2 separate regions of the Mus musculus genome follow, and region 2 is linked to region 1. The links are chromatin loops, found by intact Hi-C in ENCODE. Cell type or tissue: gastrocnemius. All regions are shown on one strand. Links, peaks and the distances in the headings refer to the core of each region. The heading gives the core; the rest is flanking DNA. Region 1 overlaps Trank1 (tetratricopeptide repeat and ankyrin repeat containing 1). Region 2 overlaps Dclk3 (doublecortin-like kinase 3).

Evidence for each region. Hi-C counts contacts between places; a loop is a spot of excess contacts. Peaks named below come from ENCODE experiments on the same cell type or tissue, not always from the same donor. Only the 100,000 strongest peaks of a DNase experiment are listed, where the experiment ranks them.
Region 2: it touches region 1 in a loop (3-fold over the local background); 6 of 42 quality-filtered maps call a loop at or near these places.

What each region holds. Positions count from the first base shown.
Region 1 is chr9:111,366,899-111,376,633 of GRCm38, forward strand. Trank1 (tetratricopeptide repeat and ankyrin repeat containing 1) reads left to right here. Exons shown (of 22, transcript NM_001164659.1): 11 at 1-650; 12 at 6,048-6,247; 13 at 6,510-6,647. Among named protein-coding and RNA genes, the nearest start is that of Gm51693, 30 kb to the right of the region's middle. In gastrocnemius, for the core only: no CTCF peak of the experiment used is centred there; DNase peaks (open chromatin) are centred at 1,027 and 5,413.
Region 2 is chr9:111,473,247-111,482,981 of GRCm38, forward strand. It overlaps Dclk3 (doublecortin-like kinase 3), which reads left to right. Exons shown (of 5, transcript NM_172928.5): 3 at 9,372-9,504. Among named protein-coding and RNA genes, the nearest start is that of Dclk3, 39 kb to the left of the region's middle. In gastrocnemius, for the core only: a CTCF peak has its summit at 5,865 (motif pointing left); a DNase peak (open chromatin) is centred at 5,864.

The DNA.
Region 1 (9,735 bases), core at 650-8,649:
CTACAATGAGGAGGAGAAAGCTACAGAAACACAAACAGGGGACAGTGATCCCCGGGTGTATGTGACATTTGAGGTGTTCACCAATGAGATATGGCCCAAAATGATCAAAGGGAGAAGTTCCTACAACCCAGCACTGATTTGGAAAGAGATAAAATCATTCCTGAAGGGTTCTTTTGAGGCTCTTAGTTGTCCCCATGGGAGACTGACTGAAGAAGCCTATAAGAAATTAGGGAGGAAACGATCCCCCAATTTTAAGGAAGATCGGAGTGAGATCTACAGCCTCTTCTGCCTGTATCAACAGATCAGGTCCCAGAAAGGGTATTTTGATGAAGAGGACGTCCTGTACAACCTGTCCTGGAGGCTGTCGAAGCTCAGGGTGCTCCCCTGGTCCATCCATGAGCTTTATGGTGATGAGATTCAGGACTTCACCCAAGCAGAGCTGGCACTGCTGATGAAATGCATCAATGACCCCAACGCCATGTTCCTTACTGGAGACACTGCCCAAAGCATAATGAAAGGCGTGGCTTTCCGTTTCAGTGACCTGCTCTCTCTGTTCCACTATGCCAGCAGAAGCACAGTAGACAAGCAATGTGCTGTTCGAAAGCCCAAGAGGATCCATCAGCTGTACCAGAATTACAGATCTCACTCAGGTACCTCGGGCCTTAGGGGAGGGGCTGGAGCATTGGTCTTGAGCTAAGTCTGTATCAGAAGAAAGAGCTAGTGGTTTGAAATTTGTTAGTTGATAATGCTCCCGAGCAAGAGAACTTAGGATTTTTGCCAGCACTCATCTGTAAATAGATCACTGAAGATGTAGTGATAGAAATGAATCTTAAATGACTGTGTATTCATGATGTAATGGACATTTCAGGAGAGCATTTAAAGTGCGATGTAAGCCCTTGCTCACTAACACTCCTTTGTAGTAGCACCAGTCATCTGGCCAGAGATCATTTGCTCTAATGTGATAGAAATTGTTGATGACAAGAAGCATGTTTACAGTAGTAGGGAGTGACAGCAGGCAGGCAGGCAGGAGCCACAGCAGGTGGCACTGTGGACGTGCACAGAAGTCCTGCTGGCATTAAGTGGTAGGACCTTTAACTCTAAAAATGTTACAGCTCTAGTGTAGGCCTGGGAAGTCAATTTTTTTCTTTTTCTTTTTCTTTTTAATTTGAAATTTAAGTAAATTTAAATATAAGTATATCACTTAGCCTTGATTATGCTCCCCAAGTCTCCCATCTGCCCCTTCTCTCAAATTCATGGCCTCTTTTTCTTTAATGATTATTGTTATACACACACACACACACACACACACACACACACACACACACTCTACTCAATCTGTTTAGTGTTTGTCATGGGGTAGCCCCAGCAGTTGACAGGTTCCTGGTGAGGGAGGAGTCAGGCATGGTGATCAAGGGAGTCTTGCAGCTCTGACTGACTAGCAATCAGGCTGCTTCTTTATTTATGGAGATTTTTACAGAACAAAGATAGACTCATGATTCTTCAAAAAGTACAGATTATATCACTTTGTCTCTGGACATGTGCTTGATTATTCATTACATGTTTGGGTTTATGAACAAAGCAAACATATTTATTATATGACAGCCTGCTTTTAGGCTGACAGTATTTGCAGCTTGAAAGTATTCCAGACAAATAGAAAATATTTGGTCTTTTTATGGATAGCAAAAACTGATACCTAATTCCTTTTTCTTATATCCTTTTATCATCCACTCTATTAAGTAGGAAAAGTTATTTTAGTCAATATGTCTTATTTACTGAGTTCTAGTCCTCCAGGGGCAAACTCTGTGTGAGTGCCTATCTTTAAACTACATTTTTAGAAAGCCCTAAGCATATTCTAAAAAGAGGCCTTTGATGTATTACCAATTCTCCTGACCAGTTGGAGTTTGTCAACTATTTCTAAGTTTACTCTGTTTCAATTATACTGTTTGAGTTTGATCAGGGATGGATATCCCAAGATTACTGATGTCGTGTCCTCATAAAGAAATTCCTAGTGTTTTTGCCAGATAAAGTTATTTCCCTAAAGGGAGAAGGAATAGGAAGCTTAGGGCTTTCCTAAGTAGACTCCGATGTAATTTTCTTGGGAAAAGACATAAAATGAACCATAATGCAGAAAGTCCCTAAGAATGGAACAAGAGTGGAACACACAGAGACTAAAACCTAAAAGCGAGAGACAGAATGACAGAGATCACAGCATTTGGCTCAGCGCTGCTGCAACTGTGTCAGACAGCTGTGCTGGCTTCAGGATTTTTGCCATTTCCGGTTGAGATAGCTGTTCCAAATATTGTTTGTGTGTGTATGTTTTCAGGACTGATCAGTAGGTTTTAGATAACCAAATAGTGGGTTTATCCCTGAGAAAGGCTAACTCCCCTCTCTCTGCACTCCAGCAATAGTGTTGGGCTCCACTTCCCCCTTCCGTAGTAGCATGCTTGCTGGTGTTAACACTGTTCAGGGAACAAGGCTGAAAGTCAGGAATGTTTTATCCTTGGCAGCTTTAGGTGGGTTCAGGTACCGAGACTCCTTACCTCTTGACAGTGGCTAATGTTATAACTCCCAGGCCTGAAGTCTCGGAAGCCATTGGCCCTAAAAGCTTGACAGCTCTTTGGAATCCTAAGCCACCTGGGCCTGCAGTGTCTCTTTGGCTCTTTAATGGCCTTTCTCCTTCTGCAACCTCAGTTCTCTCCATCTATCTGATTACTCCATCCCACTTGCCCCTGTCCTGACTGCTCTGCTGAACTCAGGGCCTCTTCTTCATTGGCCAGCTGCTTGTCATCTGCTCAACTGCCTCTACTGTTATAGCCTCTCTCCTGCTATTGCCCTCATGGCACAGGGCTGCCTCAATTGACTGACTGCTTCTTTCTTCATTACCAGTCCAGTCTGATGCAAAGCAAAGGAGAAAAGGCCTTTTATTGTGCCTAATATTGTGACACCATGGAAGGGAAGCTGCTTAGGAGGATGTCTCTCAACTACTTGAGCCAAGCAGCCTGCTTATTGGCCAGAAAAGGGGTGCTTGCACCAATCACAGCACACTTTGAATGCAAACAAAGGTTGGCTCTGTAGTGCCAGAATTATTCTTCCTCTGGAGTAGGTGGAAATGGTTGCAGGGACATCTAGAGGTTATTGAACCTTGTTGTAGCAAAGTCCCCTAGAAACTGTTTGAAAGAGTTCTGATTGACTGAAGCTATGTCTCCAGGAATTGGGGCAGTTGGCTGCCATCATTGTATAGTTTTCTCAAGGCATTCATGGAATTCAAAATGGCTGGTTCTGGTAATTCTGCTGGCTGTTTGACAGTCCTTTTAATTAAGATGGCCAGGGCAGCAAGAGAGAGACCAGCAGCTGCCAATTAGGGAATCAAACTGCCTGCCTCCCAACTTCCTTGCTTATTTAGAAGACATTAAAAAATTTATTAATGCTGACTGTGGTGGTACACATTTTTAATTCCAGCACTCTGTAGCCAGAGGCAGGCAGATCTCCTTGAGTTCAAGGCTAGCCTGATTAACATAAGTTCCAGGTTAGCCAGAGCTACATAGTGAGATCCTGTCTCAACAAGAAAAGCAAACAGAGAAAGAAACAAACAAAAAAACCTTACCATTAACTCTAATAATGACTAGAATAGCATTTTAATGATGCTTAACACTTGCCCAGTGCCACCAGGAAAAGATGAGTCCACTTTATCAGCTTAAAATAAGTAATGTTTGGTTAATAATTCATCAGTCCTTAAAATAGTTTTTTTTTTCTCAAAGAAGCCAATTGGGAGATAATATACACTTGAACACTTTCTCTTTTCCTTTTGCATTTTTCATGTGCTGTGTATGTGTGTAGGCATATCTACAAGTGTATTGGTACACATGTGTGGGTGTGTAGATAGGTATACATGCATGTGTGTGTAGAAGACCAAGGCTGAAGTTGGGAGTGAGTCTCCCTTGATCCTTCTCCAACTTAATCATTAAGGCAGCCATCCTTTATTGTTTTCTTCCTGTCACTTATCTTTCTGTTTCTATGGTGTTGTCTGTTATAGACATCTCTTGTGACTTGAAAGGTACAACGAGTGCATATTTTACTTAATTTTGTATGATTTATTTTACTTAATCTTTTCAAGATTTATCAAAGATATATCCAAATATAGTGTGTGTGTGTGTGTGTGTGTGTGTGTGTGTGTGTGTGTGTGTGTGTGTTTCCTTTTCATGGTTGGCCTGTCTTATTCCTTATGTATGGTAATATCAAAAATTACTTACCTAGTTTCCTGGAGAATATTTAAGTGAATTCCAGTTGTTCAGCAAAGTACTTTTATGCCCCTCTTGGGCTCCTCCATCAGTGTAAATTTTTGGCCATTGCTAGTTCTTAACTAACAGAAAATGACAGTGGCAACAGATTTTCTTAGGAACAGCAGTTGATAATTATGTTCATTATTACTATATATTGGAAATTTGTAAGAATTAAAGAATTAGGTAATACATTTTATCTTCACTATTTGATAATAGTTGTGACAACACATGCAGTTTTTCAGTGCTCTGCCTTAATCTACTTGGTGTTAGGCAATGACAGATGGCTTCTAAGGGAATTAGAGAGACCCAAGAAGATAGGTATCCAGTGTACTTGAGATCCCATCACTTAGAGGGGGTTAGTTATTTCTCAGGCGGTGGAATCCATTAGTAACATCTCCATGGTTTTGTCTGGCCCATTGGGTTCTTGTAATGGTTTTATGGAGTGATTGTTATGAGGGTGACTATTGTATCTCAGACTTTAGTCAGGATTACTTTACAGCACTGATAAGAAATGAGACCTGATTGGGGAAAGGAAAAAAAAAACTTTTTGAAAAGTCTGTTCTCTAGTTCTGACAATTTCCCTTTGTACAGTCCTATTTCAGCTGTGTAAACCTGGAGAATTAGGATGATAGAGGCCTTGGTTGTCTCCAGTTAACAATTCCTCATGCTCTTACCATGGAAATGTTGCTTCTAGTGCTGTGGGGACCAATGGGAGGAAACAGTGATTCTTGATTTCCTATCATATTCTTACCATATTTATATAGACATTCTAGTACCTTTAGTTGTAGTGACATGTCTGCCTTGAGTTATTTAGCAGTGATCTTTCTGTTATCATCAGAAGTTGAAATTGAGGGCCCATAAACCCTCTTGGTTCAGTAACACATTTCTGCCTTTATCTACTACACCCAGAGTGATAAGAAGTTATAACTCGGGGCTACAATAACATGAATAAATTAATCAATGAAAAAAAAAAGAAGTTATAACTCATTGTTAACTGAGTGGGAACTGTATATAAGCTTGAAATAAAGTGTACTGTCAGGGTAGCCGGTTAGTTCAGTCGGTAGAGCATGGGACTCTTAATCACAGAGTCCTGGAGTCATGCCCCATGTTGGGTGCCATCTGTTGCATGTAATTGTAATAAACCATGCTAGTTCTGGCTAGGCTCTGGGACTAGCAGCTGTCTGCCTGCTAGCTAATGCTTTTCCCACAATGTTAAGAGTGCCTTCCCAACTATGCTCTGAGAACAGCCAGTGACCATCCCAGTTTCACTCAGCTCCCACACTAGCTCTCCCAGTGTCTGCTTGCCATTTGCCCAGTGCCACAATGGCTGCCTTACCCAGCTCTCTTTGGCCCAGTGGAAGGAAAACACTAGAGACTTTTATATTTTAAAACTGACCAGATAACTCAAAGGTTAGGTGAAGAATATCCTGCCCCATCCTTCTTGGTAACTGCAGAGGCTACAAATGATTGGTGCCCCAAGAAACCTATAGCTTTCTCTCCACTTCACTGTCTGGTCTGGCTCCCAATCCTCTCTGTCCCCCTCTTCGTGTCCTGCCTGGAAATTCTTCCTTATCTTTCGCCTAGTGATTGGCTTCTGTCATCTTTATTTAGCCAATCAACAATTTGGGAAACTCCCCTTACACCAGTGGTGTATACTGGCTCCCCCATAAACAAACAAACAAACAAACAAACAAACAAACTAAACTAAATAATCAAAACCTCAGCCATGCTGTGCAGTATCTGACAGGTGCTTTCTGTTTCATCCAGGAATCCTCAATCTTGCATCTGGAGTAGTGGATTTACTTCAGTTCTATTTCCCAGAATCCTTTGATCGCCTTCCAAGAGATTCTGGACTCTTTGATGGTCCCAAGCCAACTCTCTTGGATTCTTGTAGTGTAAGTGACTTGGCAATCTTGCTGCGAGGGAACAAAAGAAAAACTCAGCCCATCGAATTTGGTGCCCACCAGGTAAGCTTCTTGGGACTGTGCATTCTGAAATAAGTCAATTTGAAGTCTTAGTCATAAAGAAGAAGAAGGTGAGTTAATATGCTCTTAATACAGAATGAGTCTGTGCTTGAGAGAGGCCATTGACTATCTCCCCAGTCCGAGATGACCAAGTCAATCCTGGCCAGTTCTCTTTAGAGCCATTACTTGTTTTACAGGGAAACACCAAACTTCCCTTTATTTGTCTTTGTAGAATCTGATATTATGTGGGTTTGTTCTATTTTAGGTGATTCTTGTTGCCAATGAAAAGGCTAAGGAGAAAATCCCAGAGGAGCTGGGGTTAGCTCTCGTGCTAACTGTTTATGAGGCCAAAGGGCTGGAGTTTGACGATGTCCTCCTTTACAACTTCTTTACTGACTCTGAGGTACGTGCGCCACACTGGGTTCTCCTCACACAGTGCAGGTCTGTGCCTGAGTGGGGCTTCTGCTCTGAGGCCAAGAGTTTGGTACAGGTGCCTGTGTCTGTTGTAGAGCATCTTGCCCTTAGGGTGAGGTTTAGGAGTCGATGGGGTGGGGGTCGAGAATAGCTCTGAGCTGCTACGGGTTACTTTTCCATGTACATATCCCTGGCTCTCTTATATTCATGTTTTCTGAATGACCAGTACTCAAGGCCAGATTTTATTAGCTGCTGTTATCATGGGCTCCCAGGGGTGTCTAAGTTGGAACAAGTTCTAAGGAGAGCCATACATGAGGGCCAGGTTAGCAATGTCCACCCTATAAGGGCAGAATTGGGCAAAGTCAGGTGAAAGACAACTCCAGGAAGAGAGCGAGGCTTGTTCCGGCCTGCTGGATCAGGTAATGTGGGTGACAAGAACACTCACCCTGTCCCCAGCTCCCTTTGGCATGCTTCACTACCACAGCTTCACACATGTAGACCACAGTAGTCAGAGTCCCTGGATTCATCCCCGGTGACTTCTGTGCCAGCCATTGCCTTAGTGTGGTTCCTGAGTCCTTGCCAATTTTTTTTCTTCTTCTCTTTTAAATTTCTAAATTACTGTTGGGTGACCCACTAAGTCAAGACCATTGTCCTGTGGCTTCTAGCTACTGTTTTCTTTTCACTAACATTGTCTTTGGTGGGGACTCAGGCTGACTGCTATGGGTCTTCTTTGTGCTACAGCTTGCTGTGTTTTGGTCCCTGTTGCAGATTTTTCTGTTAAAAGCTTGGAGAGGCTGTTTTATACCTAAATTAGAGAACCTTTTAGCTTTGATACCTTAAAATTTACCACTGATATGACTCTTGAAATAGAATCCTTACTTATGTTTTTAAATCATTCTTTGATGCCATATTTGACTTAATAGTATTTATGTCTGGTACTGCAAAGATGGCCTTACCATTTAGAAGGGAATTTTTTTGAATATAGTGTCTCATCTCTCCAATGTTCTGAGGCCCTAAGGAACCTTGTTATCTTTGTTCTGTAGATAAAGCCAGAGGTTACTGGGTTAAGTAAATTGTCCATAGTTAAAATACTCATAGCAGAATCTGAAGAAATGCTTTGGGCACTAAGTATTTTTCCTTTGTCCTCCCTTCCCTCTCACCTTTGAATTGGCTTCCAGAACTTCCCACAATGAATAAATACATCATTGCCATTTCTTATGTACAGCCCCATCCTGGTAGGTTTGTTAATAAAAGCAGATGCATGCTCATTAACCCTGCTACCATTTTCATCTCTGAGGTCTAACTTTTTTTTCCTAATAACACATCCACTGGTCATGGTTGGACTGAGGCTCTCCTGAAAGAGAAAGGGGTAAGACTTTGTTGTTCCTGTCCTTTATTAAGTGCCATCTGTATGCACATGCCAGTGATAAAGTCAAAGGTCAAAGATTTAAGGATCTATGTGGGGGAGCTTTGCTTTTGAAAGAAAAAAATCAGTGACTCTTTCCACCTAACTCTGGGAATGGCACAGGCTCCTCCCTGTCCTCCCACTGATGACTCAGACTTTGTGAAATTCAGAAATACACAAAAGCAACAAACACCTAAACAGAATCTTTTGATAATATTTGCTTTATTTTGTATACATAAGGAGACCTCTAATAAATATTTTTAACAGTGTTTACTGGTGTAATGCAATTGTGTGTTCCCTGGTGCAAAGTATGCCCCCAATTCATCCTTTACAATCTCCAGACCAGAAAAAATGCTACAAGAAAAGGAAAGGAAATGCATTAGGGGGGAAAAAGAGAGGGAAGGCAGATCAGACTTCCCCACCCTCTGTGGTCTGGAATTTAGATTTTCTCTAGAGGTGACTGGATGAAAGTTTCTGAACAGTGATCAATGTTTGACATGAGGGATGGTGGAGATTGTCTGTCTTTGTGCCTGTTACTGTCCCAGGCAGCACTGCCTTGGAACACCTGGCATTTGGGCTTGGGTGGACATTTGGACCTGGGCGTGCATGGGCATGGGTGGTCGCTGTTTGTGTTCTTCTCTCTAGATTTATTTTGCCTGTTGATTCACATAATTACCAGGTTGTCAGAGTTGGGAGGCCAACCAAGGAGTGGCCACATCAGACCCTCATAGGATGTTTCTTCATCTTAGTGGAGATGGAGTAACTTTCTCAGATAACCCTAAACCATGCTTGGGAATTTAGAAGGGCAATTGCTCTTTACACCCTGTCCTGGGGGCATTCATTCTTTCACACTCATATAGGAGAGGGATGGGGGTGGTGGTGTCAGGAACCTTGAAACCCATAGACTTTGTGGGAGACTTGCTGTGGATCCAAGCTTTTTACTTGGAAGAAGCAGCTCCTTTTGGCCCCAAATGCTGCAGGTCTGTTATCCTTGCTCCAGACACACAACCTCTTCTTGTGTTCATTTTGAAATAATGATTTAAAAGAATGTTTATTTCCTGGAAATAGGTAACCACAAACCCAATGAGCAGGTTTGTTTCTCTTCCAGCAGTTTTAAAATGCGTCTGGCTTCTTTGGCCCCTTTGCCAGCCTCCCCCTTTTTGCCTCTTTGCCTGCCAAGAGAGTCCTCTTGAATGTCGTGTTTTTACCTGCTTTCCTTGCTAAATAGCTTTACAAAGAGGATGTTATGAGTATATCCTAAAGAATTTTTCTAAACCTTTCAACTACTCAAATGATTTCACCTATGTTGACATCACTTTTTAGAGTATGACAATGAACCCTATAGTTGATTTTTTTTTATAGTAACACAACCAGCCATGTTTAGTAGACAATGCTTTAGCCATTTCACTTCGCTTCATCACGTAGTTAGAATAATTTAAAGCAAACACCTCTCAGCTCTAGCCACTTCATGGTTTGAGCATCCTTGAGCACTACAAAGATGCCAAGTTACATCCCTTTATAAAAAGTAAAGGATGGAGAATGAAGTGGCTACAATGATACAGAAGATACAGTGATGTGTAAAATCCGAGACTCCTGGGAGTTTCATATTTTAAGTACCACATGTAACCCGGGCAGTTCAGCCTTGCTAGGGTCAGAAACCATTTCTGAGGCC
Region 2 (9,735 bases), core at 1,141-9,140, 110 kb after region 1:
AACCCAATGGTGACATTTTCTCAGTTGAGATTCTTTTCCCAAATAACTCTAGTTTTTTCTCTCTCTCTCTTTTTTTTTTGTCAAGTCAACAAACCTGACTGTCATGATGTGTCCATGCAAGTCAGAGGATAACTTTCCAGAGTTGGTTTTCTCCTTCCATCTTGTTGGAGTCTTTCTTGTTACTGCTTCTGTGCCCTACAAGGCAGCTGCTCCTGGAGTTGCCAGATACTCCCCTACCCTGCTGCAGTAGTGCTGGGTAGTAGTAGTGCATGTGGAAACATGTCTGGATTTTTATATTATTTCCAGAGATTTCACTCACATCATTAAGCTCGCACAGGCCTTTTTACCCACGAAGTCATCTTCCGTGGCTCTACATTTCCTTCCATTTCTTCCTTCTCTCCCCATAAAGACAGGTCCATGAAAGCAGGCACGATTTTATTCAGACTCTACCACGGAACCGAGAACGGTTTTGCTACACGGAGGACAGTTAACAGACATGCGTTGGATGCCATCGCTCACTGCTGTCTGGGAAACAGCAAACACTCCATTGCTTGCTGATATCATTGAGATCAGCAAATTGAAAGGACCGTGGTGCCCTGGCATTTATCATGAAGGGCCACTCAGAGCCTAGTTTGCCTCAGACGAAGCAATAGCGAATGAGACAGTTATGCCAATAAGCCACATTTTTTTTTTCTGGACAGGGAAAAGGGGCCAGGAACTTAGTGTGCTCCCTTTAATTCTCCAGGCTGCAGAGCTGTGTCTGTGACCTGCCCCCACGAGTGAGCCGGCTGCAGGCAGACTGAGTCAAGCTCATTTTCTGGTGAAATGAGGTTTATGTTGTCCATTAACTCAGGTCCTCCTGTTTTTGCCAACTTTAATAGAATTGCAAGAATAATTTGGCTGTCTGCCTGCATGGTCTGAATTAGCCTCCGATAACTCTCTCGGTGGAAACTGAATTTTTATATTCGCTGGTGTTCTTGTCCCTTCTCTATTGCTTTTAAAAAAACCTTTATTATTATCAAAAATTTTTTTGGCTAATATATTCACTGACGTATCCCAGACTTGCCTCAAGCTTGTTGCGTAGCCCGAGGATGACCCTGAACATCTGATCATCTCGCCTCTATCTCGCTTGTGCTGGGGTTACAGGCGTGTGCCACACCTGGTGTATGGGAATGAAGGCAGGATTCCAGCGTGCTAGGCATGCATGCTGCAAACTGAGTTACAGGCCCCATTATTCAGTCTTTTTGTTGTTTCTGTCTTCTGGGTCTGAATGGAGGCATTTTTCCCACTTGATGACCAGACTCTCAACAGAGTCTTTGTTCTTTCCTTTGCTGTTTTTCCTGAACCCTTTAAGCAGGAGCGATTCTTCTGAGAGCTCTGGGTAGGTCCTGTGAGCTGGGCCGAATAAGATAGTCCACCAGTTACCCACGCCCACAGTTTTCACATGCAAGATTAGGGGTACCTAGGGACTAGTTTTACTTGGGGACAGTTGGTTTACCTTGTATTTTCTGACCAGGACAAGATCCTGGGATCTGTCTGTGGCTCAGCTTGTTCTCACAGTGCGAGGGATGGACCAGGCAGCAGTGTGTCACTGGAGAGTGAGCTCCGTGGCTGGTTGAGAATGGGAAGTTGCTCTGGGAAGTAGAAACTGTAATGGTGATGTGTTCGGTGTAGACAAATATCTCTGAGAGGTTAAGCAGACGCAGATCTTTGTAGAATTAAATATCACAGCTGAGATCTTTGAGTGCTTTAAGGCAGTGGTGTGTGTGTGTGTGGGGAGAGAAAGAGAGAGAGAGAGAGAGAGAGAGAGAGAGAGAGAGAGAGAGAGAAAGGGTGATGGCAAACTACAGATTAGCTGTAATTTTTCTTTTTAACAGTTTTCATCATTCACATTTACATGCATGCATACAACATATTAGGAGCAGATTCATCTCCTACAAGCATCTTGTCCCCTCCTGATGCTGCTCACTCTATTTTTCCCAACTAGTCTCTCTCCCTGCCATATTTATATATTTTCTATATGTGTGTGTACTTGTATGTGTGTACAAGTCTTGTGTGGGTGAATAGCTATAGTATTTTCAGCTCAACACACAATCTGTTCATGGCTACCAGACCAGTTGGCATTTAGAACTTTTTTTGATTTTGATAAAAAAAAAAAAAGGTCAGTTTTATTCTCTCCAAATAAACTTTGGTTGGCATCAGGACCTCTGAAACCTGTGACATCACATCGGCGGGACCCACAGACCTTTTCCCAAGGCAACAGCCACCATATTCCCAGAATCCACTTGGCTCACCTCCCACCTTTACCAGTGTTACATCATTACCCATACACAAAGAAAGCTCCCTCCCACCTTTTTCTCTCTCTTCTCCACTTCTCTTTCCGCTGCCATCTTCCTTGCCCCCCTCTCTCCCAATAAACCTCTTACATGTGGAACTGTTTTGGCCTGGTGTGCAGACTCAAGCTGCTATTCTAACACATCAAATTTTATGCATGTACAAGTATATATATGTGTGTGCGTGTACATGTGTACATGTACAGCTTCAAAAACAGCAGGAAGCTGTGTGTGAGCCATCTTTTGTGTATGAGGTAATGCCTTGCTCTTCCTGGGTGATCTGTCGGTGATCACTTGTTGAAACAGGTGTCTATCACACTCATGAAACACGTTTGTCCTTTTTCAGCCTAAGTCAGTTTGGCATATCATGTCTAGAGTCTAAACATTATCCAGTGCCAGGCTTTTGGTTTTCTTCAGACAAAGATGAGGCTTCTGCTGGACTTGACAACTTCTGTTGTCTGGGCTTAGATAGATACCATTTCCGAGCTTGTTGATAGAGAATAATTATGTTGCAAATGTGTTTGGTTTTTCCAAGATTCAGTATTCACCACTGTTGCCATGGTGACCAGCATCCATCAGTTGGTGTTCTTCACTTACCTACATGTGCTGTCAAATCAACGCTTCCTTTCTTTAAGAGATGGCTGCTGGCTCTCTATTAGACCTATCTTTGCTAAGCCTGGGGGATGCTTATTTTAACACCAACTTCTGACGGAGCAACGGATTATAAGTACAGCTGCTTTTTACAGACATTTTCTGTGCACACTGAAAGCTCTTAATGAATGTAGCTGCTTCTCATGATGTTTTAATCAACAGAAATATTTACATCTGATAATTAGGCCCCGGAGTAATGTTTCAGGCCTCCTGTATGGCAAGTTCATCTGGTCGCACTGATCTCATTTCCTGATATTAGGATTCTTCTACCCTTAGGGTTATTTAGACTCCTGAGATCTTACAAAGAAAGTTTTAATTATGAGACTTTCCAGCTTGCAGAAATATCCATGTTAATTGCTTCTTCTGCCTGTATGTGGTCCCCTGGAGGGAATGGGATTGTGTTGACTGAATCCCAGGGAAGGAGGGAGGAAGCCACAGGAGCCTGAGAAGAGGTGGTAATTAGACCAGCTCACCCAGGACGGGGAGTGTACAGGCCAGGTATCCTCAGCCAAGACATCTGTGTGAGCGGGCGGTGATGGAAGGGACGTTAGGCTCTAGCAGAGTCCTTCCAGAATCATCTCCTCCAGTGGGGCGGGGGGAAGAGTTGAGTCTTCTTCAGGGGAGGAGCTGAGAGGAGTGAGATGGGCTGGCGACCAGTTGTTCCTCTTCCTCACATGTGGAGTGCTGCCTTTCCTGGGTCTTGTCACTGTTCCCAGGTACTACAGCTCTGAGTGCTTGGAGTAGCAGAAATGGAGGTGGCATTGTAGGGACAGGTCACAGCTTGGGTGAAGACAAAGGCAGATCCTTTCTTGTTGGTTCCAGGATGAAGTAGGTTTGTCTGGCCATCTCACTACTGAATATGGCTGGAACTGCACACTGGTAAGTATGTGTTCTTGAGGGTGATAAGGAAAGCCTCGGGCAAGAAGGACCCACAGGGTGAGAAGGACACACACATCTCTTGCCCATTCTTCATCTGACATAAACGTCTTCCACCATTTTGTTGACCTTAATTCTCCATGTCCTTTTCCCCTCTCCCTTCTGCTACGATATACAAGTCGGTCTCAGTGGTAGCAATTCTCCGTGATCCACAGGCATTTCTTCTACCAGCTCTTACTCTCTCTCCTAAGCTAGAAGCTAGGCATGCACTCTTGTTTTCTTATTAATGCCCCAGGCATTAACAATTTTAAACATTGGTAATAACCACGGCGGCGCCTCTCATCAGGCCAGACTTCATGAAATTAAGGAACACAGATTTCAGCAATAACATGGAGTCACAAGAGACAGAGTTAGATGAAACAGGGCTTTAGTCCAGGTCATTTTGTTAGCGAATGCTAGCGATATCTTGTGGCCACCTTCCTAGGAGAATGTGTTCTCGGAAGCCCTTTGAAGATTGGAGATTGAATTTCTCAAGATTCTTTGAGTTGGAAAAAGCAGCTAAGTAGAGCTCTTCTGTGAGTTTCTGAGATCTTAGCTCTCCCTAGGCTCGGTTGTTTCTGGAAGAGCCTGATTCATCTTCTGCAAGGCCTGTCGGTTGGGGGTGATGTAAGATCAGGGGAGGAAGCTGGGGCTGGGGCTGAGGTAAACTCCCTGTTGTGTTTTGGCATCCAGCTGAAGTGAATAGGGTCAGGTGATCCTCCCTGTGGATGGGTTGGGATGGTGGGCAAGGAGAGAGGACTCTGGTGTCCTGACCTACAGCTAGTTAGTGTGCAACTCGTCTTTTTGATGGAGGAAGAAGACTCCAGGGTAATTATTGCAGCGTGAGCTTGACTGAGTTCAGGGGATCAGGGATGGTGAAAATATGCATGTAGTAGATACGGGTATCTGTTTCAAGATTCATAGTGCATGTGTGTGTGTGAAGGAGATCACAAAATTGAAGTTGCTGAAGGGGTGTGTAGAAATGGACTGTGTGTTTTTTAAGTGGGGAGGATTGGCTGTGTGGTGATGGAGCCAGTCTACAGGCTGGGGAGCTGACTCCCAGAGAGAGCAGCAGGGCGACTGAGCTGGAAGCCGCTGTTCCTCATCTCCTTTGATTCTCATCTTCCTTCTCCAGTGACACAACGGTGATGTGAAGTACAGAGAAATATGAAGCTATCAGATTCAATTTAGGAGACAAGGCTGTCTGACTGTCCTCCTTCAGCAGGCTGCCCTCAGCTAAAAACACAAGTGGCCTAGAGGCTGCTGTGCTCTGGCCTGCATGGCTCCCTGGCGTGGCCATTTTCAGACACCCTTTGTTTTTGTTGATCTTCCTTTCCCACACCCCTCCCCAGGACCCCCATCCTCCTCTTGCTGGTCCCCCTCCTCCTGGGTATTTTATTATTTTCTTTATCTCCTGCCTCTTGCTCCCCACCCCAGGAAGCCTCTTTTCCTCCTCTGGTATGACCTGTACTCACCCTCTCTACACACAAATATAAATATGAAAGTCTAGGATCTGTGTTGGAGAAAACATGTGGCATTTATTTTTCTGAGTCTAGGTTGCTTTGTCTAATGTAATAATACCCAATTCTGTTTATTTTTTTTCTACCAACGTCATGATCCCATTCTTCCTATGGCTGCATAAAGTATCGCTGTGTATTGAGCCACATTTTCATTCTTCTTTTTTTGGGTGATGGACACCTAGGCTGGTTCCATTTCCTGGCTACTGTGAACAGCGTGATGGTCAGGGGATGACGGTGCCTTTCATGTTCCAGTGTCAATTAGTGTGGGGCACTGGCATTTTGATATGGCGTGGCTTCTAAGATCACTTCAGTCCTTGTTAGTTGGAAATGTGCTTTGGAGGGAAACGGCCTAAAGAACCTTGAAGATTCAAGCAGGAATTTAGCAGAGATAAACAAGCCTCTTCCAAGCCTAATGTTGAAGGGTGCCTGGTTGCTGGTCTGTACTCTGCTGCCCCCTTCTGCTTAGAGATTAAATGTACATTTTAGATTTTATTTATTAAGGCATGTTTGCTTGTTTTTTTGGAGATAGGGTCTTCATTGCTGTACAGTGGAAAGTGGCCTGGAATTCTCTACCTTCCTGAGTGCTAGGCTTACAGGCATGCACCTCATAACTGACTGCATAACCGTGCTTAAATTGATAAACTGTGGAAGGGCAGAGTGGAGGCCAACTGATGACAACATAAAGATCTCTCTTGAGGGACACGCATGTAACTCAGTTGATAGAGTACTGGATGCATGAAGCCCTGGGTTTGATCCCTAGCACTGTGTTAACTAAGCATGGTGGTGCACACCTATAATCCGAGAACTTGGGATCTGGAAGTGGGAGGATCAGGTGTTCAAGGTCATCCTGAGCTAACTGGTTTGTTCTACATGATACCCTAACTCAAAAAAAATTTTTTTTCTTGAGATTTTGGGGCACATGTGGAGTTATCCAATCCTTCCATCACTAATGCAGACCACCTGGATTCCAAGCAGGACACTCTGGTGTGGCTGGAAAGGGGAGCATAGACAGACAGACCAGTCAGTCATTCATTCTGTGTGCAGCCATCACTTAATAGACTGTCTGTCAGAGCCCTGGATCAGCCCAGCAAGAACATGGCTTAGAACAGCAGGGTTTGATAAACTTGGAGACGTGGGTTGGGGGTAAGCGGATTCACAGGCAAGTAGATCCAGGGCAGGATGGCTTCCAAACCCAGGAAAGCCAGAAAAGCTTCTTGAGACATAGACATTGAAGTGGACATTTAATGGGGCCTTTGGCTGCTTGGCCAGATGAGAGTCCTGAGTGTTCCCTATCTCCACAGTCGAAACCAAGCCACATAAAGGACTTGCCAGGAGTCCTGGGATCATAGCTTAGAGAATTCAGAAAGCCAGTTTGGGGTTGGGGTGAGGTGGGCGGTTCACGGTCCTTGCTTCCCATCTTTGGAAAGGATGCATTCCTATTTACTGTCATCCCAGAGGGGATACTGAGAAAGCAGATAGGGATGGACTTATGGGTCATCAGGAATGGATATGTGATGAACTGGTGTCTGGTGGAGAGAAGTGTTAGACAAGTTTCCTGTTCGGGTGGAGGTCTGACTTGAAGGTAAGACAGGTATTAAGGTGAAGCAATATATTAAGGTGCCAAAACACTCACACATGGCATAGCCTTAAGTGGAATGAAGCTGTTTACATAGTGAAGCCAGCAACAGCCTCGAGAAGAGCTGAGGAGACAGGTCATTGGGTAAAAGTGCTTGCTGTGAAGGCAAGAGAACCTGAGTTCAAATCCCTGGCACCCACGTAAATGCTGGCCATGACTGTGCACGTATAATTGATGTGTTGGAGAACAGAGACAAGTGGGTACCAGGAACTTGCTGGCCAGCCAGTCTAGCTGAAACTAAGTTCAATGAGGGATCTGTCTTATTAAATAAGATGGAGGGGTGGGGCAGCCAATGTCCTCATCCTTGCATGGATACCTGTATCTACACACTACATACCTGTATCTACACACTACATACCTGTATCTACACAGGTACATACCTGTATCTACACAGGTACATGCCTGATGTATTGCCTCTCACAAAAATAAATAGATAAACACAGAAGAAAACAATAATAGACAATGCTGAGACTAGTAAAGAAACCATAACAGTAGAACCGGAGTCTTTAACACACCAGTCCTTCCCAGCAATGGGCGGTGTTCCAGGTGGGAAAAGCTGAACTCTGAAGAGACAAGAACATGATATTATGTTTTAGACAGGCTCATAGAGTCATTTAAAACTGATGTGCTGTTTTGAAGGCATATACAGGACACCAAACACAATACAATCTTAAATCAAAGCTTGAGTTTCTGGGGTAGGCTTTGGAATTGTGGGTTTCCAATTACTTTTTTTGATAGAAGTACCCATTTTATTTTGATGTATTGAATTGGCCAGATACTTTTGATTCTGATCATTTGGCTAGAAATATTTGCAAATATTTTTGTGGGGAACATTTTTTCTCAACAATTCTGTAGTCATATGATGGATGGAGACAGTCCATCTGGCAGTTCCATATGGAATTGCCAACACTATTTTGTGTTCCTTTCCTTCCCAACTAGACTTTCTAGCCCAAATTATTCCATTGTCTCTTTCAGGCTGCATCTGCCTCTGTGCGCAGAGTGAGCAGAACTCGGCTTTGGGTCCGAAACTATGGTTTGTTCTTGGCCAGGTTAACTTAGGAGCCAGTGATGTGAAGAGGCTTGGAAGGGGGCTGCAGGACACCCTGACTGGGATTAGGACACCCTGACTGGGATTAGGACACCCTGACTGGGATTCCCAGGTTCTCTAGCATGGAAATGGATCCGGGATACACAGATAGTGGTAGAAACAGAGAGAGTTTATTAAGGAAGAAAAGCACTTTATAGAATGGAAATGAGCTGGAGTTAGGTAAGGGTCAGAAGCCCAGTGGTTCCCGGATGGGCAGGCAGGGATGTGTGCACCACATTCCATGCTTTCTTGGGTTTTTCAGCCTTCCCCTTTGTCATTGTTTCTGCTCATATACCAGTCTTGACCTGGACTCAGCAATTAAGATACATGCAGCTTGTGGAGACGTCAGCTATGGGGTCGGGGGAGGCAGGGGCAGGGGCAGGAACCTCATGTGTGACACTATGATGTCATCAGGATCTCCCTCAAGCTGCATGCATCTTGAACTTGGAGCAAGACGGTACTGGGTTTGACCCTCATCATTTGCTCTATGTGGAGTGTAACGTACATTTGTTTATCTGTAGTGGGGTGGGAGCATGTGCCGCCATCCTATGTGGAGGTTAGAGTCAGGTTCTCTCTCTTCCCACCCTATGGGTTCTATACCCACTGAGCCATCTCACTGTCCCTCTAGACCACTGCTTGTTCTTAGTTTATGTTCAGAGTATCAGGACTCCTTGTTAGAACACAGCGGTGTCTGGTGGAAATGGTTTCCATCTGCACTGTCCAGCACGGTACTCAACTCACAGGTTGCTCTTGGACAAACACATGTGCCCAGTGCAGCTGAGAAACTGAGCTTTAATCAATGAATTCTTAATATCACATTTGATAACACACGAAGCTGAACTGGATTGTGCAGTGAACCTGACTCTGGTCCTTTGGTTGAAAATGTCAGCAGCTACTTTGACTTGGTTGCACACACACACTACTGTCTCAGTGTCCCTGGTTGCACACACACACACACACACACACACACACACACACACACACACACACACAACTGTCTCAGTGTCCCTGGTTGCACACACACACACACACACACACACACACACACACACACACTACTGTCTCAGTGTCCTAGGGTTCACATACAGACTATGGTCTCAGTGGTACAGGTTACACACACACACACACACACACACACACACACACACACACACACACACTACTGCCTCAGTGTTCCTTCTTTATTTCCATCGCAGTTTTAATGCTTTGGACCTTCTGATCCCTTCTAGGTTCAGCGAAATGAAGACAAGTCTATCACCTTGAAGCTGGCTGATTTTGGCTTGGCCAAATATGTGGTGAGGCCTATATTTACTGTGTGTGGGACGCCAACATATGTAGCTCCTGAAATTCTTTCTGAGAAAGGTAAGTGTTACCCTTTGCTCTTTGGTACTTAAGCTTTGCAATTGACAAATGCCTTACTGATTCCAGCAAGGAACTGTTACAAAATCTCAGAGAGCTGAAACTCAGGCTTGATAAATATTTATTTATTTATTTATTTATTTATTTATTTATTTATTTATTTAAATTGTGTGCATGCATGCATCTCTCTGGGTATGTGCATGCATCTTTCTCTCTCTGTCTCCATCTTCATCT